2 separate regions of the Mus musculus genome follow, and region 2 is linked to region 1. A link is a loop called in an ENCODE intact Hi-C map of the cell type or tissue named here. Cell type or tissue: heart. All regions are shown on one strand. Links, peaks and the distances in the headings refer to the core of each region. The heading gives the core; the rest is flanking DNA. Region 1 has its middle 19 kb from the start of Gm31496. Region 2 has its middle 270 kb from the start of Gm30957.

The links. Peaks named below come from ENCODE experiments on the same cell type or tissue, not always from the same donor. Only the 100,000 strongest peaks of a DNase experiment are listed, where the experiment ranks them.
Region 2: a loop joins it to region 1, with 9 times the contacts of the local background. A loop is called at or near these places in 23 of 42 quality-filtered maps.

The regions. Positions count from the first base shown.
Region 1 is chr2:10,283,733-10,292,833 of GRCm38, reverse strand. No RefSeq gene overlaps it. Among named protein-coding and RNA genes, the nearest start is that of Gm31496, 19 kb to the left of the region's middle. In heart, for the core only: a CTCF peak has its summit at 4,100 (motif pointing right); no DNase peak of the experiment used is centred there; H3K27me3 peaks cover 640 bases.
Region 2 is chr2:8,672,075-8,681,175 of GRCm38, reverse strand. No RefSeq gene overlaps it. Among named protein-coding and RNA genes, the nearest start is that of Gm30957, 270 kb to the left of the region's middle. In heart, for the core only: CTCF peaks have their summits at 4,438 (motif pointing left), 5,417 (motif pointing left) and 6,983 (motif pointing left); no DNase peak of the experiment used is centred there; H3K27me3 peaks cover 272 bases.

The DNA.
Region 1 (9,101 bases), core at 1,977-6,976:
CTCAAGTAGATCAAGTTCAAAGTTCTGAACATGCCCTTGGTGGCCTTATGATGAGTGTGTGTAACCAGGCAAGAGGAGCTGCAGATGGAGGTCTAATGTGAGAAATTGAGTTGTGGTGGCCTAAAGACTGGACCCCAACTCTAGACCCTTCCACCTCAGATCTGTTTCCCTTGCCAAGGTTTAGAGCTGGAACACCTCTAAAACCATAGTGCTCACTCAAGATCTGTGCAGATAAAAAGTAACTATCTGGCCGGGTGTGGTGGCACACATGTTTAGCACTCGCCTAGCACTGGGGAGGCAGAGGCAGGTGGATCTCTATGAGTTAGAGGCCAGTCTGGCCTACAGAGAGAGTCCCAAGTCAGCTAGAGCCACACAGAGAAACCCTGTCTCAAAAAAAATTAAGTTATTTAGACATTATAAACTAAGTCATTGTTGGGAATACTATAATTGGTTGGGCCATTTTCATCATCTATGGAGTTCATCATGAGAATGTGACAGAAAAATGTGGAGGCTATTTTTTAAATATTTATTTATTTATTTATTGGGAGTATGGGGGTGCATGCATGTGGAGGTCACAGCACAGCTCTCAGCAGTGTGTTCTCCCCTTCTACTATGTGGCTTCCAAGGAAGATTAGACTTGGTGTCCAGCATCCATAACCACTGAACCATCTTGCTGGCCAACGGGGGTGATTTTTTAAATGAGGCTTCTATCTGAACAATCAGGGCAGCTGGAGTTCCATGCAGAGGACCTCCCCTTCCTTGGCTGCTTTGCCACACATTCCTGCTTGGCTGCTGAGCTTGTAGTGAGCTAAGGCTATCCCTGGAGATGAACTTCAGAAGAGAGATGGCAAGGAAAGAAGGAAGTCCTGTTGGGCTTCATCTCAGACACAGATCTTCAGTGGCAGGGTCGGCTTTAATCTGAGCACGGCGATCTCTTCTTGCAGAACACAGGGTTGAGTCATTTTCCAGGTTGTCGACGGAGGAGTTCCATCAGTTTGCAACAAACACCAGTAAACTACATCCCTAGATCTCTCACAATCAAGAAAGATCTTTGGACAGTCGCTGTCAGACTCACTTCCTTAGCTTGGAGGAAGGACCCATGGCCAAAGGGAAATGTGTGTCTTTCATAAACGTTTCCTAAATGGTCAAAAACAATAGCAGACATTGGTGGTCCTTCCTGGAAAACATGTCTGTGGTACTCACTGCTGCACAAAACAGCATATGCTGTTTTGAAGCAATCCTTTCTTGTCTCTTCCCTATGACCTGGTTTCCCTTTTCTTATAAAGGAAGAACATGGGAGGTGAGAGGTGCTAGCCTCTAGGAGCTGTGTGCCCTGTTCTTGAGAAACAAGGCTTTGGTGATATGTGTACACACCTAGATGAAACCACAGAACTACAGCTTGGTATATAGATCCATTCTTTTACAACCTTGTGCCTAGCCACTCATCCCAAGGGCGGTTGGCTAGAATCCCCACTGAGGATCGTTGAGAAGACATGCCGAGAATTCAAGCAGCCTTCTGGGCCTAAGGGCAGTGGACACCTCTGTCCTCTTCTCCTGAACATCTACCACACACTGTGTCACATGGTGTCTCTGGAGAGGATGAAGGATGCCCAGGAGTAGTCTCCTGTGAGCACTATCCCACCCAGCGCTGTGGACTCTGGCCTTCCTCTACATCCAGAAGGCCCTCCATTCAGAAAGGTTTGTGTTCATTCCTGGTCATTCTTTTTCTTTCAATGAATCTACTAAGTGCTTTTTGAGGCTACATGCCGTATTTCCATGATCCAGCTGTCAGAGTCCCCCCCCCCACGCCCCGCACCCCGACAGCAGCAGCTGTCCGTTAGATGGTGAATGAGGCAGCTAGCTCATCCTTACCGATCATCCGGAGCTTAGAATCATTAAGCCCCAAACTGAGGGGCCACACGTGGTGAGGGTCTTGGAATGTTCCGTCGGCATCAGAGGGGTGGCAAGGCAAGCAAATTCATTTAAGGGACAAGCCACAAAGAGGTGGACTGGCTTTATAACGCTCTGCGCTCAAAACACAACAGCACCAATCCATTTATGGCTTCTGAGCTTTGGTTGCTGTTACGTTGTTTACATGGCGTAAGGGATACAAGAAGCCAGAAATTGCATTCCAGGCAAACATTCAACAGACCATAACTAATTCCTTTAAGACTGAATTCAGCTCCTCATACTATTTCAATGGCAATTAAACCCCAACCCTAGCTTCAGAGGACACAAATATTCAAATGATATCAGTTCCCATCTAAGTTAAATATTTTCTCAACTCCATGAATTTTCATGATGGGGGAAAATACATTTCATCTGTTTCTTGAGTCAGCAAAAAAAGGTAACTAGTACCATGCGCTCCATGGTTAAGAAAAGCTGGTCCAGACCAGTGGTAGGCAGGATAATGTCTTTCCAAGGCTAAGCTGCTTGCGTTGGCAAACATGTGTGCACTTGACACAAGCTGACAGTCCCCTGTAGTCACTGTCCGTTCAGGTCCCTGCTGCCCCAGTAGATTCTGAGCTGGTTTGATCAACTTTGATCAGTGTCAGGGCTGTGCGCTCTTCCTGTGATCTCTGGCCCCATATGTTACCAGCGGGAATTACCAGAAGACCATTTTAACTTCCACGGTGAATAGATAAATTTTAAAACTCAGTTGGAGGGGCCTGGAGAGATGGCTCAGCGGTTAAGAGCACTGACTGCTCTTCCAGAGGTCCTGAGTTCAAATCCCAGCAACCACATGGTGGCTCACAACCATGTATAATGAGATCTGATGCTGTCTTCTGGAGTGTCTGAAGACAGCTACAGTGTACTTACATATAATAAATAAATAAATAAATAAATCTTTGTTTAAAAAGGTCAGTTGGTGATAGATCACAGAATCTACACAAGCCACAACGGCCTTACCGAGCCCTCCTTTTCCACGAAGAGAAGCTTCTGACACCTTTGATGCACATGAAGGTTGCCTTGCTGCAGATGAACGAAAAGTCCACAGGCAGGGAAGTGTAAATCCAAACTCAGGTGCAACCCAATTCACAAAACAAACACTGCCAGATGCAAAGCACCATTAACTGGCAAGAGCTGATGGCCTCAATCCCCCATTTTCACAAGAGATAGACAAGGGCATTCAGCCAAAACCACGGAGAAACGTTGCAGGTAAATGACGTCAGACATCATAAGTCGGCGGACCTAACACGCATCTACAGAACGTTACACCAAAACACTAGGCATACACATTCTTCTCAGCAGCCCATGCAACTTTCCACAAAATGGACCCTGTCTTAGGACACAAAGCAAGACCCAACAAATACTGGAAAATCCAAGTAACTAACTGTAGTCTGTCTGATTCCAGTGGAACAAAGGTAGTCTCGACCACAATAGAGACCACAGAGAGAGCACAAACTCAGAGAGGTTAAACACATTGTGGAATGATGTATGGGTTACTTAAGAAGTCTTCACAAAACAAAACAAACAAATAAACAACCCCCCCAAACAAGCAAACAACAACAACAACAAAACCCAAAAAAACAAAAAACCCAACCAGGATTGAATGAAGACAAAGAAATAAATAGCTGTAAACCACAATGAAGGCAGTACTAACTGGAAAGCTTGTGGTCCTAAATGCCTACATTAAGAGAAGTGGGCCTGAAGACATGGCTCAGTGGTTGAGAGCACTGGCTGCTCTTCCAGAAGACTGGGATCCAGTTCCCAACAACCATATGGTGACTCACAACCATCTGTTACTACACTCTCAAGATGTCCAACAGCCTCTCATGGCATTCAAGGGCACTTTACACACGTGTTACAAAGGCATACATGCAGGCAAAATACCCAAACACATGAAAATGGAGGGAAGCAAAAAACAGAAAGGAAAGAAAATTTAAGAGACCTTGAATAAATTAGTGCATGTATTAAGGCTTTAGAAAAACAAGAATATACCAAACCCCAAAGCAATATATAGGAAGAAGTAATAAACAAGGAACCAAGGGGAAGAAGTAAAAAATAAATAAAACCCAATCGTTCAAAGAATTAGTTTTATGACTTGAACATGAACTCACTTGGAATCATAAGGGTGTCCTATGAAAAGTGTCCACTAGGTGGCAGAGTCCATCCATTTATCTGCCACTGACTCGGCTTTTCCACCGGGTTAAATTCACTTTTGACACTTGAAAGCTAGAGGGCAAGATTTCCTTACAAATAAGTTACCCATTAAAAACTAGTAATAACGCCAGGTCGTTCATATCACGCGGGGGTGGGGGGCGCGCTGTTCCAGGAGGTCTCGGGTGCCAAGTTGTAAAGTTCAACTTTCCGGGAGGAAGAAATGAGTGTGTGATTTTTGTGGCTCAATTGGGTAGTGATTTTTTTTTTTTTTTTTTTTATTGATAGACATCATTTGTCTCTCCAGGGAACAGCCTCTCTCCATAACTGTCATTGTGTCAACGCCACCTAGACAGCCCTTAGAGCTATGCTCTCTCCCTTCCATCACCTTGCATGAGAGGAGGACTCAGCCATTGCTAGGCCTCACCCCTCTTTCTCCCATGGGTGAGAGCAAGAATTAGGTACTCAGTCCTTCTGGGAGACTGCCTTCTGGGACTCAGAAAAGCCAATCTCAGAAATGTTTGCTGTCCCTTTTGTGGCCAGTTATGATGTTTCAAGGCCTCTCTTTGGGTCTCAGCTCTCAGGATTTTGACCACTACAGGAATCATGTGTGTATAGGTTGATGTCCCAGCGACATAGGTGAGAAAGGGAAGGCTTAGACCTTCGCTTTACCCTCCTGCTCAGCCTGGAGTAACTGCCTTTCCATCCTGTGACCTACTCTGCCATTGTCCCTTCCTGCAGCTCAGGGGCTAGCCTTTCCCATTTTGCGGCCTCTGATTGGAACAGCTTTCACTTGGTCTCTGTCTCTTTATGCTCTTCGTTTCGTAAAATTCAACGTTGTCTTTAAGATTTAAACATGTCTGTTCCTTTGTGACTGAGTCACTTCATTCAGGGTAATATCCTCCAGATCCATCCATTTGCCTGAGAATTTCATGAAGTCATTGTTTTTAATAGCTGAGTAGTACTCCATTGTGTAAATGTACCACATTTTCTGTATCCATTCCTCTGTTGAGGGACATCTGGGTTCTTTCCAGCTTCTGGCTATTATAAACAAGGCTGCTATGAACATAGTGGAGCATGTGTCCTTATTACAAGTTGGAACATCTTCTGGATATATGCCCAGGAGTAGTATGGCGGGTCTTCCGGTAGTACTATGTCCAATTTTCTGAGGAAATACCAGACTGATTTCCAGAGTGGTTGTACAAGCTTGCAATCCCACCAGCAATAGAGGAGTGTTCCTCTTTCTCCACATCCTTGCCAGCATCTGCTATCACCTGAGGTTTTGATCTTAGCCATTCTGACTGGTGTGAGGTGGAATCTCAGGGTTGTTTTGATTTGAGTTTCCCTGATGACTAAGGATGTTGAACATTTCTTTAGGTGCTTCTCAGGCATTTGGTATTCCTCAGTTGAGAATTCTCTGTTTAGTTCTGTTCCCCATTTTTAATAGGGTTATTTAGTTCTCTGGAGTCTGACTTCTTGAGTTCTTTGTATAAATTGGATATTATCCCTCTATTGGATGTCACAAAGGAACAAACATGATATGTACTCACTGATAAGTGGACATTAGCCCAAAAGTTGGGAATACCCAAGATTCAATTCACAGACTATATTAAGTCTAAGAAAAAAGACCAAACTGTGGATATTTCAGTGCTTTTTAGAAAGGTGAACAAAATACTCACAGGAGGAAATATGGAGACATAGTGTGGAGCAGAGACTGAAGGAAAGGCCATCCAGAGACTGCCCTGCCTGAGGATCCATCCCATATACAGCCACCGAACCCAGATACTATTGTGGATGCTGGGAAGTGCTTGCTGATGGGAGCCTGATATGGCTGTCTCCTGAGAGGCTCTGCCAGAGCCTGAAAAATACAGAGGTGGATGCACTCAGCCAACCATTGGACTGAGCTCAGAGATGGAGAAGGGACTGAAGGAGCTGAGGGGATTTACAGCCCCATGGAGGGAGCAACAATGTCACCTGGCCAGACCCTCAGAGCTCCCGGAGACTGGACCACCAACCAAAGAGTACACATGGAGCGATCCATGGCTCTGGCCACATATGTGGCACAGGATGGCCTTGTTGGACATCAGCGGGAGGAGAGGCCCTTGGGCCTGATAGTGTTCGATGCCCCAGTGTAGGGGAAGGCCAGGGCAGGGGGATGGGAGTGGGTGGGCAGGGGAACACCCTCATAGAGGCAGGGCGGGAATGATATAGGGGGCTTCTGAAGGGGAGACCAGGAAAGGGGAAAACATTTGAAATGTAAATAAAGAAAATATACAAGGGAAAAAAAAGATGTAAACATGTCATTAAATGTGAACGTAGCACACATGCAGATATGTAGGAGATGGTTATTTCACTTTCCTGGGGAGCAGAGCCTGTTTCCTGGAGAACCACAGCATGCCAGGCCCTTTCTTACCCACGACGGCTCTTAACCTGGAAGTGGGGGGGGGGCGCGGCGGGGGAGGCCAGTGGGGCCAAGAAGGGAGTCCCCATGCCCTGGAACCAGGCTGATGAGATGCAGGCGACAGCTCTACCCCGGCCACCCCCATGCTAGTCTGCTCTAATTAGCATCAGTTCTATGGTGGTGACTCCTCTCTGGTCCTCAGAAAGGGCTCCAATGCCCTGAAGCGAAGAATTGAAGCAAACGTACCGCCCACCCTTCCCATCTCTGTGTGGGTCCCACACCTGGGAAGAGCTTCAGGTTCTCCCCAGCTGCCCTGCTTCGGGTCAACTTTGTACACGGGCTGTCTTCACCGGCCATTCTGCCCTCTCTAAGAGCACCTTTTGAATTTGATTCTCAAATTCTTTTTTCTTAATTGTCCCTTTACATTTTACTTATAAAAAGGGTTTATTTTATTTATGTGTTTGCTTGTGTGTGTGTGTTTGCTTACATACGCTTGATAGTTCACACATATGCATCAGATACACTAGAGATGGAATTATAAGCAGGTGGTGCTGGGAACTAAACTCTGGTCTTTCACATGAGATTTAAGTGCTCTTAACTGCTGGGCCATCTCTTCAGATCCTCTAAATCATGGTTTAAAGATAAAGGGAAGGGGGTAGGCACATAGGAAAGACAGCCAGCAGCTCTGAAATAGTGGGGGGCAGCTCCCAGCATAAGTAGTCACTGGAGACACTATTGAGGTTGTTATTTTACCAAAAGAACAGATGACAGGCAGAAAAGTAGGTAGGTAGAAATAGATAGATAGATAGATAGATAGATAGATAGATAGATAGATAGATAGATAGATAGATAGATAGATAGCAAGCTGTGGTGGGCAACTGACCACTGCTGGAAGACAAGCTATTCTGACTGAGGGTTTAACTGCTAGAAATTGGACACCTTTGTTCAGAAATTAAACTACTGAGTTGGAAATCATACTAGAGAACGCCTCTGCAAATTTTCCTTCCGGTCCTAGTGACACGCATAATTTACCCAGCCTGTAGTATCTGTCTTTACCCCCAAACAAGCCACTTCAAAAAATAAAAATCAATCCAGATGAACTAAGACTGGCTCCACTCAGCCTCCGTGCTCCTTGGAAGGGACCCCAGACAACAGTTTTGTTGTCTTGCACACTGATGGGGATACAATCGGCTCACTTAATTACAATGCCACATGCTTTAAATATTTTTACTGAAATTGATCAGGCCACAGGGAGAGAGAGCCCTAGTAACCAGGGAAGCTGGGGGGAAGTCCCTGGGGAGAAAGAGGAGATTGCTTCAAAGGTTTCCCTCACAAAGGCTGTGATTAAAGAGAAGCAGGAGGAAGGAAAAGGCTTTATAAAGGCACGGGGCAGGGGTTCTGATCCTCCCTTCACACTCAGGCCTGACTTTCCGTGTCAATAAATCTGAGGACATAATGGACAGGCTCTGAGTCTTCTTGCACTTTCTCTTTAAGTAAAATGTGTGAAGGACGTAGAGGACAAAAGCCGCCCTGGGAGAGCTCGGTTAATCCCTTTCAACACGTGATGAAGAGGGAGCATCAGGGTTTCTCCCTGGGTGGCGCTCTTGCTCTTGCTTAGTTGCTTGTTAGTCTGGAGGGTCAAGTTTGGTGGGGAGGAGGTACACGCTGTTCCTAGTTGTCTGATTTTGTTACATAGCAAATCATGAAAGTCAAATGAGACAAATCCAGTATTTACAAGAGCACAAAACTATTACCGATTTTCTTTTTCCTTCTGCTTATAATAGTTTTATTCTTTTTTTAATCTCTTTATTATTTTTTTCGTTGGATGGAGTTTCTCTGCGTAGCTCAGGTCTACTTTGAACTCCAAATCCCCCTACCGAAGTCTCTTGGTGCTGGGATCACAGTAGTGTTGTATGGCACCAGAACTGCTTACTTGGAAAGATGTCATTGGCTCGTGTGGAGGGATGTAACCCAGTGCTCTGATTTGTGAACAGGCTTTCCCACCTCAGTCTCCTTACTTTTGTGAGAAGAAAATGGTGTTGTTACACACAAACATGGTTATTATGAAGATAAATAAAATACAAGTCTTTCAATTTAGTTTCTATAGTGGAATCACTGTGACAGACAAAAATCTTTCCCCGGAGAATGGAAGTATATAAGCAAAATTAGTTGAATTTTCCATACACGCTCGTATGCATACTTAGTTTTCACTCTTTACAACAGCAGGAAATGGCCAAAGTTGCACTCGGCAGTCTCAAGTTTATCTATAATTGACATATTCTTTGACACAATGTTGCTTTTCAAGCAGACAGATTCTACAAAGTCACGATAAGCTTTCCTTTCTTCAACTCCTATTGGGTGAACAGTGGTCAAGAAAACCTCCGTGGATTCGGACTAGAATAGCTCTGTTGTATGTTACCTTTGCTCTGGGATGAGGCTAGCTCTGGGGGAGGTTTTGTTTGTTTCTAAGCCACCTGTAGCAGTGGAGTTCTTAGAAATGAGACAGGATTTTGCAATAGGATTCAACTGTGAGAACCTGGGTCAGTTCCTACCATTTCATTCCAGAGTCTATACTAGGTGGGACACACAGAAATTAGTC
Region 2 (9,101 bases), core at 2,060-7,059, 1.6 Mb after region 1:
TGATTACAGTTTTCTTTCCCTGAGTACTCATTCCATATGCAAAAGAGCTTTCTGGAAATTTGGAATGGGAAGTTAGACAGCTGATATCAGATGACTTGTGGCATGGCCAAGCTGCCACTCCATCACAAGCTCCCCTCATCCCAAGCCACATTTTCCATTAGGATGTTTCCAGCAGGATCAAGTTCCTCTTTAAGGATGCGAGCCGATCATCTTGTCTTCCTGTGTCTCATAAAGGCAGCTTGAGAAAGCCCACAATCAGCAGAGGGATCAGAGGCTGATTTAGTTCCAGCTAAATGTATTGGTAGAAGAATGTGGCTGGTCACTTCAGTCACTCCTCTCCACGTTTGGCTGTCACAGGAGCTCCCTCCCTCACTTTGAAGGGCTAAGGAATTAATATGCATAATATCTGGCGCCATCTCTTTGAACACGATCATATTCATAACATCCAGTTTTAAGTCATGATAGCAACTGTGTGCAACAAGACTATCGAAGAAGGCGATAAAGTAGATATTGAAGGTAAATCAAAAGAGGACTCCAAAAACCTTAATTAAAACCTTTAGGTAATGAATGAGAAACATTTTAGGCTTCTGCTTGTGATCTGTTGTTCTCAGTAACTTATTTTCTTTAATGTTTTCAAAATTAAAGGGCACATGAAAGAGGCTCGTTGATTATTATTGAAAAATACCACATTTTCCTGTAGAGCCAGATCAGTAAACCCTCTGATTCTCTAAAACTATGCAAACGCCATCGGTTCTAGTAGAAGTATCTGTAGTGAAAACTTGTTCATGCTTAAGAATTTGAGACATAACACGGTTCTATTTTTCCTAATACATTTGGTTGTAACTTTTGTTCCATTGATGTACATTTTGCATTACAGTAAGGATTTTTTTATTGTGATGAACATAAATTATGTTAAGATGTGATTTTAAAAGTAGCTTCCTGTTGCCCTTCATCCCTTGTTAAAGAGGATGTATTTGTTATGTTAAATTTGGTGGGATTTTTGTTCAGCAATGTCAGATATTGAAGCCACATAAATCTTAATAATTCACAAAATCTCCAGCCTGACACCATAAAGCAATGAAGCCAATTCAAGTGAATATTAAAGTTAAAATTTTTTTCAAGGAGCATTTGCAAAGAATCTTGACTTGTTTTCCTGGCTTGTTAGTAAAAGACAAAGGCTCTTGAAAGCACAAGCCATGAAAATATCTGTAGACACAATGGAAATAAAAGCAAAGAGAACAATCTGGAAGCCAGTAGGTGCTAAAAGGGAGAAAAGGTGGGGGTATTATAAAACAGCTTTTCAGAGTCTAATGTACAATATTTAAATACAAACAGTAACTAGTGTTACAGCTGCTGCTCTCAGGTTTGCAAAATACATCAAAGTACAGCACATTGGAATGAGCCCCCAGTTTCCATTTACTTTATCTCCCCAGACACATCAATTCTTTTTACTTCAGCCTGATAAAGTGGAACTGCAGCAGACAAATGAGCTAGTGGAGCTGACATAATGTGTTTGTCACAAAGAGGCGCTGGGGGGAAAAAAAACAAAAAAAACAAAACAAAACAAAACAAAAAAACCCATGACTTTGATTCTCAGTGAGGTTACTATTTTACAGTACCACGAATGACACTCTAACTTTATGCTTGAAGTCACCATCCACAGCTTATGGGTTTAAGTTTTTTTTTTTCTTTCTTTTTTCTCATTCATCCTTCAATCTTTATGCAAGTAAACTCCACCCCTAAAAAAATAAAGAACAACAAAAAGAGATGAGAAGTTCACATGTGAAGGCTGACTGATGGGTTCTTTGTGACAAGATAAAAAGTGCTCTGAGTTATGGATCGGAAGAAAGTGAGCAGGTTGAAGAGAACTTTACCCAAATCTAATTTTAAAGAAAGCTTGGTTTGTATTTAAATGATACCCTATCGCTAGAATAGTATTTGATTGTAAGTACAAAATAATATATACATAATCATGTGTATACATCAAATGCATCAGATATAATTTTGAATGCTACTCTTTCTTTTCATAAAAGATAATTTTGAAAACAAAGGATTTGGGTTTCGTTCTAAATTGACATAAAGCATCTCTTTATTATATCACTGGGTTTCTTTATCCAAGAAAATTAATTCAATGTTCTTTTAAACTCAACAGACAAATGAAAATACCACAGGTGAAATCTGCCGCCGGTAAACAGGCATAGGGAAACAGAACAATGGGCTCTGGGAAACCAAGCCTTCTAGCAGATGAATAAACATTGCCTTGACCAATTATAATGGGAAGATTCTTTCTCTGATACCTGCTACTATAGCAGCAGGGAATTTTTTTTTTAATTTTGTTTCTTTTTAGTCTCTATGAATCAGCCCCACAAATGAAGAACTGAATTGTGACGAATGAAAATAGGTATCACGAGTCCAAATCAATAGATTAATTCTAGTTTGGCCATAAAGCACATGTTAACATAATGGAATCCATGTAAGGAAAGCAACAGTACCCCTGCCAGAGATCTCTACAAATTCAAATACACCTCCTCAACCAAATGTTTGGCTGAAGTATATTAGAAGAGTTATAATGCTGTCATATCCTAAAGTCACATTTATATTCTATAGTCAATTAATTATTTATTACTCAGTAAAATAATTAAAGTAGCATGCTTGCCCATGCTTTCTTGAATAATCTTTATTGCATATCTTTTGGAATGATTGTTTATGATAGGCAGGAACATTTATGACACATTTGAAATTCTTTACATAAAGTCCTAAATGACTGCCACACAAATAACCAGTCAGTAAACTCTACAGGCCTCTTGTACATGCATGCATCAGAGATCTCAAGTTTATACACTGGTCACAATTCAGGTGAAAGTAGCAAAGCACGTGGGATGAGGTAAGTGGTACCTCTAGGCAAGGAGAGATGGGAAGAGCCACAAAAGCAGTTTACCTAAGATAAAATCGGTTCAGGATGCTGAGAAGTCCTGAGAATGCCAAGCCATGAAGACACGGTGGCATTGGAAATGTCATTCAGTCATGAAATCCCAGTTGGATTTGTCAAGTTGGAAGTTTCTTTGAAGTTGCACCTGTCCATCTTATCAAATGGGATAGAACAAACTTTATTTGGATCTAATTTTGGAAGCAAGTCTAGGAATTGAGAAAAACAAATCTGACAGAGTTAAAAGTATTCTGTCCAATTTCAAAAAGAGTTAGGGCAGTGGGGAACTTGGTGTTCAACTTCCTTAAGTATACATGAGGACGGAGATGTCACTGTTCTCCACAGAAAGTATTCTCTACTTGTCTGTAGACTCACTCTAAAGACCAGGGTGATACGGCATAGTCTCCAGTCAGTTTTTCCACAGCACTAAAGAGGGACATCTGCCCTAACGGAAGATAAAACCTGTCTGCCTTCTGTTAGCCTGGAAACATGTTGACCCAAGACATTCTGGTTGCCCATCAGGTGCAGCAGTGAACACTAAGCCTGGAATGCAGAAACTTGTTAGAAGACAATGCGGGGCCCAGAAAGCAATGGTGCATGTCCAATGCAGGCTCCAGGGCCCTGTGCCCACTCTCTATCTGGTTGACTGAGTTGTGCCTAGGAATTGGTTACTCCTGGATTTTCACACAGTTGCTCCTCCTACATTTCCTCTTCTTTCGCACAAAGTTGGTAACACCATCTTTTCTGAAATGAAGCTGCTCTAGGATGTACTTCAAAGTCTAGCTTCTGGGACAATGACATAGCTGTTCCTAAAACTTTAACATGAATCTACCAACCTGGCCATCATTAGCATGAATAAAGCACTGTTTCTGTCCTCGTGAGCATCCATGTGGGACATGTTAATATTACTTTTATTCAATAACTGAGGACGGAGGCCAACATTGGATACATAGTTTTTATCAGAGTCACTCAGTTAATACATGGTAGAATAAGAGTTTGAACCTGAGTTCTTTTATACTTAGTTCTATATGTCTACCAGATGTCTAGCATCCATCCAAAGCAAATTAATGGGTGCAGTGTCAGTGAACCTAAAGTCTTGGGAACATCAGAAAGAATCTGAAAACAATAAGAAAACATTGGTTAGCTTTATGGTGCTATTGACATCAACAATGGGACCACAAATTTCACAGGTACGGAGCATGGGATGCTCAGGGTCACCGTGTTACGTTAGCACGTCTTTAATGTGGAAATTGTAAACTAATAGAGAACTCAACAGGAAGAAAGTAGGAAGGTATGTGGATGTATCAAAGAACAAAATAAAATCTGTGTTCTTTTTAATTTGTATATTCATTGAAAATATAATTAGTCTTAGATAGAATTAACAGTCCTACACAAGATAATAGAATGTAAAATTGACTTACATATCCAAACTCCAAAGCCAGGCAGGGGTAAGACAAGACATGTGACAAAATTGATTCCTGTTTTAGAATGAAGACTGACCTCCAGTGGCCTCTGCGAGTACTGCAGTTCTGGAAAATCGAGATTGATCATTTGATTGTTATTCTTGCATTGTCAGTCCTCCAATTAATGTCGGAAAATGATTCCTAGAGTCTGTTCATTGTGGTGGGGGCCCTAGAGATCACAGGTTGAATCTAGCAACCATCGGATGGTGCTGATAGTTGTGATTTGAGTTTATGCAGTCAATTAAATGTAAGAACGGTTTTTCTAAGAGTAGCTCCAAGAGTATGCCAAATGCAGGCAACAGAGATAAAATTGTCACAGAAGCATTTTATTATACAAGTCCCTGAACTCAGTATTCTCATGCTTTCCCTTGTAGGGCACAGGAACATCACTAAATCTGGTAAGGTTATCTTTGGTAAGGTGTTATCTGTGGACTGCTGAGCCAGAAGGCATGGTACAATCTAGCACTGGTGTGGCTCATGAGGTTGAATGGTGATAAGATTCCCACAAATGAGGACACCAGTGGTGATAAAACTCTGCAGAAAGGGCCAAGTCTGCAGGACTTTAAGTCTCAGAGTGGTTCTCTGGATATCTACTGCTCTCTGACTCCTCAGGTCATGCCAAGATCTGAGGCAAAACACCGTAACATGGCCGGGACTTTCTGTCTTGCCATTTTATAAGATAAAGCAAACATCCTTTCCCATTCCCCCACAAGATGATGAAAACTTCTTTTATTCTCTTGCATATTCTCCTGCAACAGGATCTTTTCATAAAATTGTATGCTTCTAGCCTTTATTTTTATGTTAAACGCCAGTGGATAATGTGAGAAGACTTTGAGGTACTACTATCCAAACACATATGGATACACTCTTTGAGATCTGTTAATTTGAATACAATTTTATGTATCAGATCATCAAAAATGGTTTTGTTCTCAATGTACTTGAATCAACGTAAGTGCAGAAAAAGCCATAGAGGAAAGGTCAAGCTGATTATAATACAAATGGTGGCAGACAGTGACATCTTGTGGATGAACTGACCATGAATTTAATAGAAGCATGGATTGGGTGTACTGCACTAACTTTTCAGTTGGTTGTTTAACACTAAGAATATTGTGTGCATATGAAGATGACACGGTATGTGAGCGTTATTTGCCCGAAGATTGCAAAATTCTAACTCACAATGGGACTGTGGTTTACATTCATAAATGTGGGATTTTAGAGCTGCAAGTCATGTTAGCAAATTATTGTAACCTAATCACATGGCACAAGAGGAACCTGAGTTTGTTAAGAGCTTGCCTGGCTTCACAGTGACTTCTCATTGCCTCTGATAACTTTGGTCTGAGACGGGACTGTATCAGACTAAGAAAACGGCTTACATCAAAGTCTTCTGTAGCCTCCAGGTTTGGGAAACCTGTCCAATCCTCCTGCAGCATTCTCTGTCTTTCTCTTACACAGTGATGGCCTTTAACAAGTGGCTTTTGGTTTCTTACAGAACAGGTCTCCTAGGGCCATGCCTTTATTAAGTGTCCCAATGTTGTAACTGGATGGCGAATAGTGCTCAAACTGTGGGGGCCGTGGTTTTTTATTCAATTCATGTCAACACTAAGAGTAGGCACAGTACTCTTTCTGCAGCTATCCTATTGATTGGCCACAGCTTTGTTGAATTTTCCTCATAGTTCTTTGTCAGTCTTGGCTGTTTCTGTTTACTCCTTCCCCATTCTATTACATACTTTATAGACAAAGCAAACAAACAAACTAAAAACAATGGCAGAACCCCTACAGTCAGATTTAAACTGGCCATAGTGATTGGCCCAGATGCAGCAGCTTGTACACCTTGGGATATTTCGTGTATCTGTGGACACAAACCATCGTTGTGCTTTAAATTTGTGTGCTTAGCAGAAAGGGTTAAGATGGCAACAGCTGGCATTTAGCTGGCTCTGCTTCTGCCTCAGCCTGATGGTAAATGCAGGTGCCCTGATCTCTATGCTCAGCTGTAACCTATTCTTTATGAATCCTATGTGCTATTTAAGCTGCTATTGGTTCTTACCTTAGTCCTGGCCATAATGCAATGTGATATCCGTTCATTGAATACTGCTGCTGTCCACTTTTAATGCTGCTATTACGTGATCATAAATCCAGAATTATAGCTGGTTAATTCCAACACAGGACCTTCCGCTCTAAAACACGGGGATCAAGGCATCCCCTTCACCAATTCTTGCTCCCTCAGTCTGATTCATTTGCCCCTCAGATATCCCGTTGACTTGTAGCACTGAGCTCTTTGACCTCAGGATCTTCACTCAGGAAGCATGACTTTACAATACTCGGAGAAATGCAACGTGATTGGCTTTCATTGTCCTCTGTCACCATAGCAAAAGACATCTCTCCTTTCATTGATATTTCACTTCTGTAATCAATAAAATATAAGGTTTAAATATAAGTTTTTTTTGTTTTTTTTTTTTTGTTTTTTTTTTTTTTTTTTTGTCTTCTGAGGGATTCTGACAGACTCTAGTGATGAGATTGATCATTTAGGAAAGCCTTTGGTTCTGATTCGTTCTTAATGAAAGACATTTACATGGAGCATCTGCGCCCTCTACTGGTGGTACTTGTCGAATTTCTCTACTTTTCAACTGCACAGACAGGGGCAGGTGAGTACATAGTAGATAGGCTGATAATTTAAAGATAGTACGAGCAAAACCAATATCCTCTTTCACGGGGACAAATCAGGGGAGGTAGATGATTCCAGCACGTGTTGATGCGAAGTAGAAATGCTTGTACTGAATCGGCGTGGGAGATCAGTTGTATTGTGCCTGCCTAGCTTACAAAGAACCCTGGTTTTAATCCCCAGCACTGCATAAATCCCGGTATGGCAGCACATGGTTATAATTCCATCTCTTAGGAGAAAGAAGCAGGCTCATTATAAGAAGATCAAAGTCATCTTTGCCTTCATAGTGAGGTCAGTGGTGTCTTTGGTTACATGAGAAACTGAAGGAAGGAAGGAAAGAAGGAAGGAAGAGAGGAAAGGAGGAGGAGGAAGAAGAAGAAGAAGAAGAAGAAGAAGAAGAAGAAGAAGAAGAAGAAGAAGAAGAAGAAGAGATTGAGATCACAGAGCAAATTGATAAATGGATTTTACTTCCTTAGATCACATGTTACCAGATGGGATTTTGTTTGTTTGTTGTGTTTGTTAATTCTCACATCCTGACCAGAGTTTTCCTACCTCCTCTTCTTCCATCTGACCTCCCTTCTGCATCGACTCCTCCTCAGAAAAGAGAAGCCCTCCCATGGCTATCAATTAAACATAGCATATCAAGTTGCAGTAAGATAGGCACCTCCCCTCACTTTAAGACTAGACAAAGCAATCCAGTATAAGGAAAGGGGTTCCAAAGCTATCAAAAGAATCAGAGACAGCCCCTGCTGCCATTGTTACCAGTCTAGGCTCACAACCAAAAAACACACAAACGATGCAACACAGTTTTAACCCTTGACAAAGACAGCCCTTGGATTTGCTGACACACAGTAAATAACGTTCATGGATAATTTGTATTTCTGTGATTAGAACTGCTTGGCTCTCCTAGTACGCTGAGGTCTTAATTCAGATACATCTACTGAGGCACACCAAAACTTAAAGGAAGAAAACAAATCAATGCTTAGAACATAGAAATGCTTGACTTTGATAGGAACTGAGTGGGTAATTTGGCAAGATCCCATTGGAAGGACACTTCAGAACTTATAGGGAGAAAGTGATTCTTAATAGGCAAAGAGCGATTTTAATGTAGGGGGTACCTGTAAAACATGATGATAAGAGAATATAGTTTTAGATAGATGTCATTCTCTCCAATTGGGTGTTCCATAATTGAATGTTAAGTAATTCCATTCATCGTACTACATCAGGTAGGCCTTTTATTTATTTGCCTGTAAAGTTTCAGAGGCAACTCATCCTAGCAGGTGTGTGGGATCAGAGAGCAAGACTTCTTCAGCCTCAGTTCCTTACTCCTGATAGTTCTTATTCAGTCTATCTGTCTACGCCTTGAAGTATTCAGTGAGATTTTATGGTTATCTGTAATAAGGAAATAATATGAACAGAAGGTCCATTACAGCACAGGGCTCACTTGGTGTATGGGGGTGGTGGTGCATATACTAAGTGGCATGTAGTATTCAAGTGGCAGGTAGCCTAACAGGCTTTTGTGCCATCACTACTGTGAGTGGTGGTTATAAAAGCCATGCTCTGTAAGGCGTCAGCATGGGCTTAGATATCCATCCTAGCTCTACCTCTAGCTTGCTCCACAGCTCAGCTGTATAATTAAGTCATCCCCCATGTACTTATGATACATGGGTATGAATATTGAGACACACAGGGCATGAGGAAAGAAGGAATGCTTTTTTTCAGCAACTATAATTAATGCCCAAAGCCTATAGTCACATTGTAATCATGCCAGAGTTTAACTTAGCACAAGATCAAGAGACACAGCCACTTTTGGTACTTCCATGACATTTACTTGAACAATAGTTGTGATTTTAAATTTAAAAAGAGACAAATTTCCCCACTTCCCTAAAGTTAAATTATTTCTGAAGTACTGTATGTCAAATTTACATCATACTGATTGCTAATTCCAAAGATCTCGGGATATCTATGAAAAAAAGTAAGCGGCTCCGTAGCTAACAGAGCTCCACCATCACAGTCACCAGGAGAAACGTTACTGTGGTGTCTCCATTCCGGT